Linked DNA regions of Homo sapiens: region 2 is linked to region 1. Evidence: chromatin contacts called from ENCODE Hi-C or POLR2A ChIA-PET data. All regions are on one chromosome and are shown on one strand. Each heading gives the region's core, a stretch centred on a gene start or an enhancer-like site at or near the end of the contact. The rest is flanking DNA. Distances are from core to core; before and after follow the strand shown.

Region 1 (3,664 bases), core at 787-3,286:
CAGGTGGGATTCAAGGTCAAAGCCATGCCACACCTAGAAGAGCTCTATATTGAATCCCATCATTACTTTTTAAACCACACAGACACACACACATTTGCACACACATACAGTCACATTCCTCAAACTATCAGAACTGGGGCATGGCTAAGTTCAGAAATTGGGGTCTGGCAGAAGGTGGAGGCAGAAAGCCAAATCGCTTCTGAGAAAAACACACCCTAATTCCCCCTTTAGCTCATAAAATTAGAGGAGAATTTCTCTATGGAGGGCATTCAACTTCTCTCTTGAAAATATACGTAGGGAAATGTGCACCAGGCAGAGGTAGAAGTCATTGAAGTCATTTCACAACTCTTAATTTACATGGACAATTAAATGTTTGTAGGTGTAGTACCTTCTATTCTTTTTTTTTTTTTTTTTTTTTTGGATGATGATGATCATCTTATAATTACAGCTCTTGGTGCAAGATTTGGAGAGGAAAACTGCATAGCATTAAAAAGAAGAAGAAAAAAAAAAACACTTGTGAATCCAAGCTATGCCATTCCCTCATTTTTTAGAACTGTCTTCTAGCCAAATTGAAGTGTGGGACCGCCTTCATCCTGCAGCTTCAGCAACAAGGCATATATTCCCTGGGTACATGCTGGAAAGAGAGGTCAGAGGGCAGGACCTACTACATGTCCTGAACAGTTGGGTGAAGGGTCAAGATCTGTTATGTGTAGCAGGTGATCACCCTGGAATGTAATGCATTCTGCAATGATAATTGAAGTCTGAGATTGTTTTAGAGATTATTTTAGCAGAGACAGTTAGTATTGTAGTTATGAGCTTGGTCTCTGGAGGCAGCCTGTCTGAGTTGGATGCTGAGCCCTTCTGCTTACTGATCATGTGGACTTGAGCCAGTTGTTACGGCTCTGAGATTCTGTTCCTCTACATGTAAAACAAGGATAATAAGAGGACCTGCTTCGCAGGATTACTGTGAACGTTGAATGAGTTAATGTGTGTCAGGTCTGAACACAGCACATAGTAGGTGCCTTCATGTTAATTGCTGTTATCTTACAAGTCCAGCTTCCACTGCTAGACTGAATTGGATTGAAAGCCAGTCCCTGTTGACTGACCGCCCCTGGAGGACAGCAGCTCCTCCACACAGGGAGGGAGTTCGGGTCCATCTCTTTGACTCTACCCCATAACTCTGGGGTGGGCCTGATGGGAAGGAATTATCTACCAAGCCCCAGGCATGATGCCAAGCTGTTGAATACTTCATCTCTCAGGTAGACAGTTATCTCCATTTCCCAGATGAGGAAACTGGTGCTCAGTAAATTTCAGTGACTTGCCTAAGTCTGTACAACTAGTAAGAGATAAAGCCACCCTTGGAAACCACAACTACACAGTTTCAAATTCCATACTCTTTCCACCAAATGCACAGTCTCCAGAATTTCACACAACCCCTCGAGTCCTCACCTAGAAAGTTTGAGGGCAGAGATAGGATCATCACCTCTTTCAAGAGAAGGAGGGTAGAGCAAGTGAGGATATTAACTGCACTTCAATAAACCACTCATAACATAAAAATAACACAGGAAAATCTCATGATCTGTTATCACCATCACGTCATTCAACCTAAGACATGTCAATGGCAACAATGTAGACAGGACAGAATATCCTGGAAGATATGGTGCAGATGTTCAAATCAAATAGGTCCAGCTCTTTCAACAGTTCATTTTTCTCATGGGCAGCCCACCCTGCTGCCTCCCATTTGGGCCTCCCCTGGGCTGGCTCCACAGTGGAAGCCCATGACCAGCAAACAGTGACCCAGTTGAGGCAACCACTTCATCTGCCACATGGTTCCAGACTTCACAGAACCAGAGAGAAAAACACTCTTCCTGTCAGCAGCTGAAAAATTTTGCTTTGGGCCCCAGGGTAAGTGTGACTGGGGCCTGTGTGGTCTAGCAGAAAGTTTGCTTGGCTGCCTGAGGAAAGAGAGACACTCAGGCTCATCTTAGTGACAGGGAGAAACGTGCAATTTCCCCCATGTGTCCACAGCTGCTCTCCTGCCAGCTGGACAACACAGACTGGCCTCATTCACTGAAAATGCTTCCAAACAAGTAACCTATAGCCTGCACGGGACTGCAGCCCGGGAGCCAGGAATCTGGCTGAGAATGAATGAGATACCTCTCAGCAGAGTTCCAAGTTGGAAAGAATCATTAAAAATGTGGCCATAATTTCTCTACAGAAAAAAAAAAAAGAGGACACATTCAGGGTCATTCTGAAATAGTCTTTGCAGAGACATCTGTTCCCGTTACAGCTTTGCTAAACCAAATATGTACGTGATGCTTCTGGTTTTCCTGTCAAGCTGATCAAAGGGTGTTTGTGTGTAGAATAATACATTTTAGGAACGAATGCCAGGCATGTCTGCAAATATTACATTAGAGGAGGGACAAGTTGGGGTGGTGTGGGGAGGGAGGGCACACGGCTGAGCTAATGGCCTTCCTGTAGCTGTTGCAGGCTGGAGAAGCCGAGGTGACTGTGGGGACTTCAATGAAACTGATAGCATCTCTGAGTCCAGGCCGGGAGATGACTCACCAGTGGAGACTCATTAGCACAGGGTCACCCAGGGACTGAGAGGTTCCTTTCAGAAAAAAGAAGCACAGACATCCAGCATCCTTCCTGCATTTCAATAACTCTGTTTAAACCAGGAGGAACTGGTTCCACGAGACCATGAACCTACATTCTCAAAAGAAAGACGCATTACATCTAATTAGGCATAGTTTTATTGATTTCTAATAAGATTTGGGGAATTTTTAAATTCTGAGTATCAAATTGACAGTTGGAGTTCTTTCTTTCATTTTGTTCACGTTTTTTCTTGTTGTTCTGAAATGCTGTGTCACATTCATGTACTCATGTGGAACCTGAGTGTCAACATGTGAGCCTGCAGCCTGCCTGCTGCATTGCTCACCTGGGTAACACTGAAAGCTCTATGTGCATTTGTGAAAAAAAAAATCATGAATTAGATACATCAGTCAGAGAATCATGTCAATCACAAAAGACAAAACACTCCTTTTAAGGATGAAACCTGGTTTGCAGCTCACTTTCTCCAATAGAGCCACTGCCCAGACCTGTCCAGCCCTCACCATCTGGCATGTCTCTGCAGCAGCTAATGTTAGAGACCTTCTTCCTATAAACAGCATCTCCCTTGGTTTTGGTGGGACTATTCATATCTTGTTTTCCTCCTGTGTATCAGATCATTCCTTCCAGACTTTTCTTCCAGACTCCACTGTCTCTACATCTCTTGTATGCTGCTGGCCACCCAGATTTTTGCCCCAACTTGCCCCAACTCTCTGCTGTACTTCCTCTGCATTTTGTAGGCTCTCACTCACTGTCCTGGCTTGGGTCCCCATCTCTACACTGATGCCTCTCCTGCCTCCCCTCCAGACCATCCTTCTGAGCTCAGGTTACAGAGAGCCAGCAGCCTCTGCACGATGGGACCCAGGATCCCAGAGTGTGCACCCACTTTGTCTCTAACTCTGGCATCAGCCTCCTAGTCAAGTCATCCAAAACACCGGGAATGATTCTGGACCTGTTCTCTCCTTCATCTGCTGCAAACTGAGTCTTGCGTTTTCTGTTTTCTCAGCATCAGATACTTTTTCCTTTTTCTTCATCCCCTGTGAGATGCTGACCA
Region 2 (4,182 bases), core at 163-2,662, 170 kb after region 1:
AATCCACCCCGTCTATAGTATTTTGTTATGGCCACCCTAACAAACGAATATACTTCCTTTCTAAGGAAATGGGTCAAAAACAAAATTTAAAAAAAAAAAAGGAAATCTAGATTTTTCACCTATTTGGTGACTTTAGGTTGTGTTCTCTACCATATGTCAAGAAGTTAAGAAGGAAAAAGTAAAAGTAGTTAAATGTGCAGCCTGGGCAACATGGCAAGACCCTATCTCTACAAAAAATTAAAAAACTAGCCAGGTGTGGTGGCATGCACCTGTCATCACAGCTACTCAGGAGACTGAAGTGGGAGAATCAGGAGCCCGGGAGGTCATGGCTGCAGCGAGCCATGTTTGTGCCATTGCATTCCAGCCTCAGCAACAGAGCAAGACCCTGTCTCAAAAAAAAAAAAAAAAAAGGAGTCCAATGTGTAGCCAATACGTTTGTATGTGGCTGTGTGTAGAGATGTGTGCTTAAAGCTAAAGGAGTTACTAAGATATCCGATATTCATCCTTTTTATATTTTCTAAAAAATATTCATTGAGAAGACTAGCCATGTGCTAGCCACCATGCTTATAATGTATTGTTTACTTTAATCTTGTCCTTTTCCTTATAATCCTACCAGTGTTAGGAATTCATAGCCCCATTTCCACTCTAGAAAAAAATAAAAGACTCACACTTTATGTGACTTACCCAAGGTCAGGGAACTGGCATGGGACAGAGCACAGTTTCCAACACAGGCCTCTCCAGCTTCAAAGACTGCATACACATCCAGCACATGTCCTTGCCTCTGTAATATAAGAAGAATTGCAAATGTTTCACACCACAGTATACCCAGATCTGTTCAAAACACATGTTAACTCATCTACGGCTCTGTGCCTAGCCCTTTAAGGTAGGTACTATTATTTTTTATAATCCCCATTTTACAGATGAAAAAATGTGTTGAGGAACTCAGCCTGGGTCCCACACTTCATCTTATTAAATTAACAAACAGCATGTGGCAGAGCTGATCTCTGCACCCAGCTCAAGGACAGTGTGATCATCACCTGCATGTGTTTGGCTTCCAAATGAGGGAAATGAACCCAATGGCCCTTTGCACCCTTTCCACCCCTGGGATTTTATTGCTCTGACTTCAACTGATCAACAAAACAGACAAGACTAAATGTTAACATGTTTTTAAACACATAGAGACTCTTCTCTTAGAGGGGAGGGAAATTAACCCTCCTTTAACACAAAATTTGACCTCAATTAACCAAAAATTTTTGTTCTGTGTTTTTACGGAGACCATTGTCATAGCTGAGAAACCCACCAATAGCTAAGCATATTTAGCCACAGAAACTCCTACAGTAACTATGGCTCTTGTGAGCCAGGCCTCATCATGGCTGTGTCAATTTCCCTCTGCACTGAGTGAGGGGTCCCGGAACACAAAGGCAGAGGCCGCCTGGTTCCAACCTTCGATTACGTCATCCTGATGGAATGTGGACACCATTGTGAGGACTTTCTGCTTAAGCCTTGTTTTATTTAAGTTTCTAACATTCTTGGAGACTTAAATCTCATCTACAGTTGCTTGGAATCCAGGCTTCAGTTGGATTATTGAAGGGATGCAGTAAACTTATCCTCCTAAAAGCTGAACTCAGCAAATGGTTAAGCCAAAGCTATCCTGCCCCAAGGCTCAAAGCAAATCTTTCAGCTCATTACATTTAAAAGATTGCTAGCAGTCAGCAGCCTTTAGATTTATGTAACACTAAGTTATACACAGTAAAAGCATGTGCTAGTTACATAACAATGTTCACATGAATGGTTAAAATGGGACAGGTAAATCAGATGCAGAAAACCAGGACAAAAAGGCTCCCAGCAGCTTTAAAATATATTGTTTAAATTCATAGCAAGGAGATAATTTTTTTCCTTTTCTCTCCAACAATGACAGACATTTACCGAGTGCTCACAAAAGGCCAGGCATTTCTGCAACACGGGTCAGTAGAAGGAGCAAAGCCTTTGGAGTGAGGTTCAAGTGTAATTGGTATGTGACACTTGGCAAGTTTCTCCAGCCTCAGTTTACCCATCCACAAAATGGAGCTAGCCATGCCTACCTTATAGAATCAATGTGAGAATTAAATGAATCATGTTGCCAAGTGTCTGACATAAAATATATGCTCAATAAAGACCAGTTTCTTAGTCTGCTGCTCTTAGCTGATTTGGTCTAATACCCTGCAAGCCTGGGAATGTGGTATTATTATAATCCCCGTTTACCAGGTAAGGAAACTGGAGGTCTCTGCCAGGGTGACGTTGCTGTCATGGGGCAGAGGGGCTTTAATACATAACTCATTAGAGGCATATCTCAATTTTGCAACTCACAAACCTGCAGTTTGTGCAGGTCTTTCAGCTTCTCTGCTTTTCCTCTGGCTGCCTGCCATTTGGCACTTTCCCTGCTAATTAGCACCTCGACCACAGTACAGCAGGGGAAATCCAAAAGGGTGAGCTTCGGTTAGTAGCTGAATCATGTGGTTTAAGAGCTCTAGGGGAGAGACTTTTCTTTTTTTAAGTTTGGTAAAGAAAGAGATGGCATCTAAGCAGTGACACGAATATTTTTAATTATATTTGGAATTCAGTTCTCTATTATCGTGGCCTCCCACTAATAGGTAATTGAGAATGGATCATTATATTTAAGAAGCTGTCTGATCTTCAAGGTGATTAAACTTTATTTATATGCTGAGACTTTAAGTGAGAATGTGTCTCAAAATCATATCAGAATTCCTATTCATCTTAGCTATTACCACCAAATTGCACTTCTCTGTATTTATGATATGAAATTCACATGTCAAAGTTCTAGCCCCTAATGTGACTGTATTTGAAGACAGAGCCTTTACAGGCTTAGTTAAGGTTATAAGTGTGGGGTCCTAGTCCAATAGGGCTGGTGTCCTTACAAGAAGAGGACATTTGGCTGGAGACATGCATGCCTCTGAGACAAGACCATGTGAAGACACAGCAATAAGATGGCCATCTACAAACCAAGGAAGTAGGTCTCAGGAAAAACCAGCCCTGCTGGCACCTTGATCTTGGACTGTCAGCCGCCTTTCTGCAAGAAAATAAATTTCTGTTGTTGCAGCCGCCCAGTCAGTGGTATTTTGTTATGGCAGCCCTAGCAAAGTAATATACTTCCTTTCTAAGGAAATTAGTCAAAAAAAAAGGAAACCTCTCTGTCCCTTCATTTTCTAACCTGTAAAATCAGGAAAATATTAGTTCCTCATTCACAAGGGCATTGTGAGGACAAAATACATTATCATTTAGTATTCAGAATAGTACCAGAAATATTCATAAGCACTTTAAAAGTGTTTTATTATTGTCAATATCGTTACCACTAATAGCACTACCATCACGTCTACCACCACCGAGAAACCTAGATTGTAACATACAAAAGACATGGAGCATTCTGGGACAATGGACGGAAAATTACGTGGACAGAATCATTTGCAATTATTGCTCCCCAGGTCCAGACTCACCTGGGCATCCCTTCCCAGCCCAGGTCCCAGGTGCCTGGCTTCCATCCTGACCCTACGGGACAGTGGCAAGTTACTCACTACGAATCCACATCAGGCTTCACCAGGCCTCAATGAGGGCCAGGCTGACTGCCAACCCCAGGGAGTTTGTTCTAGAAGAATTTACCTATAAAACATGAGTAAGGTCCATCTCATGAGCCCTCATTTCCTTCTCTAAGGTTTACATCAAGGACTGAAACATTCGCTCAGTGACAAACCCCTTCCCTATCCACCAGCCTACGGTCTCATCCCAAATTCCCCAAAGTATAATCCCAAAGCAGTCTGACCTGGATGTTTTTCTCAAAGTCTCTGCTATTCAGTCCTATCATGGACACCACATTAAATACAGTTTCCAAGTTTTATACAATTAAAAGATAACACTTTAATAATGAGAAGTCGACAGTGGTTATGAGTTTTGTTAATATTGCATTTAAGATTCTGCAGGAATCTTAAATTTACCACAGAAACCAAATAGACTTGTCATCCAGAAATTATAACTCTGGCGGTGTTTTTGTAACTATGCGCAAGGCTGCATGCAGTGGGATGTTCCAACTCTTTTTTTTTTTTTTTTTTTTTTTTTGAGACAGAGTCTCACTCTGTCACCCAGGCTGGAGTGCAGTGGCCCGATCTTGGCTCACTGCAACCTCCGCTTTCC

What was found. A loop is a pair of places that touch in the nucleus more often than their neighbours do. ChIA-PET counts read pairs that join two places held with the same protein, here RNA polymerase II (POLR2A). Pooled maps may share reads with other maps.
Region 2: a map with no recorded cell type shows a loop between it and region 1 (8-fold over the local background). The contact joins the promoter of MIR3681HG here to the enhancer-like site in region 1. A Hi-C loop is called at or near these places in 6 of 37 single-sample maps with no recorded cell type and 8 of 50 pooled maps. POLR2A ChIA-PET finds 5 or more read pairs at or near these places in 1 of 52 experiments (WTC11).

What each region holds. Positions count from the first base shown.
Region 1 is chr2:12,176,070-12,179,733 of GRCh38, reverse strand. The region is part of intron 3 of MIR3681HG (MIR3681 host gene); the gene reads right to left. Among named protein-coding and RNA genes, the nearest start is that of MIR3681, 21 kb to the left of the region's middle. Within about 2 kb of position 2,036, at least 12 of the 41 ENCODE cell types and tissues checked have a DNase peak (open chromatin) inside an H3K27ac peak, as active enhancers do.
Region 2 is chr2:12,004,346-12,008,527 of GRCh38, reverse strand. MIR3681HG (MIR3681 host gene) reads right to left here and starts at 1,412. Exons shown (of 6, transcript NR_110196.1): 1 at 1,301-1,412; 2 at 685-781. RefSeq lists enhancers at 1,331-1,625, 2,134-2,183.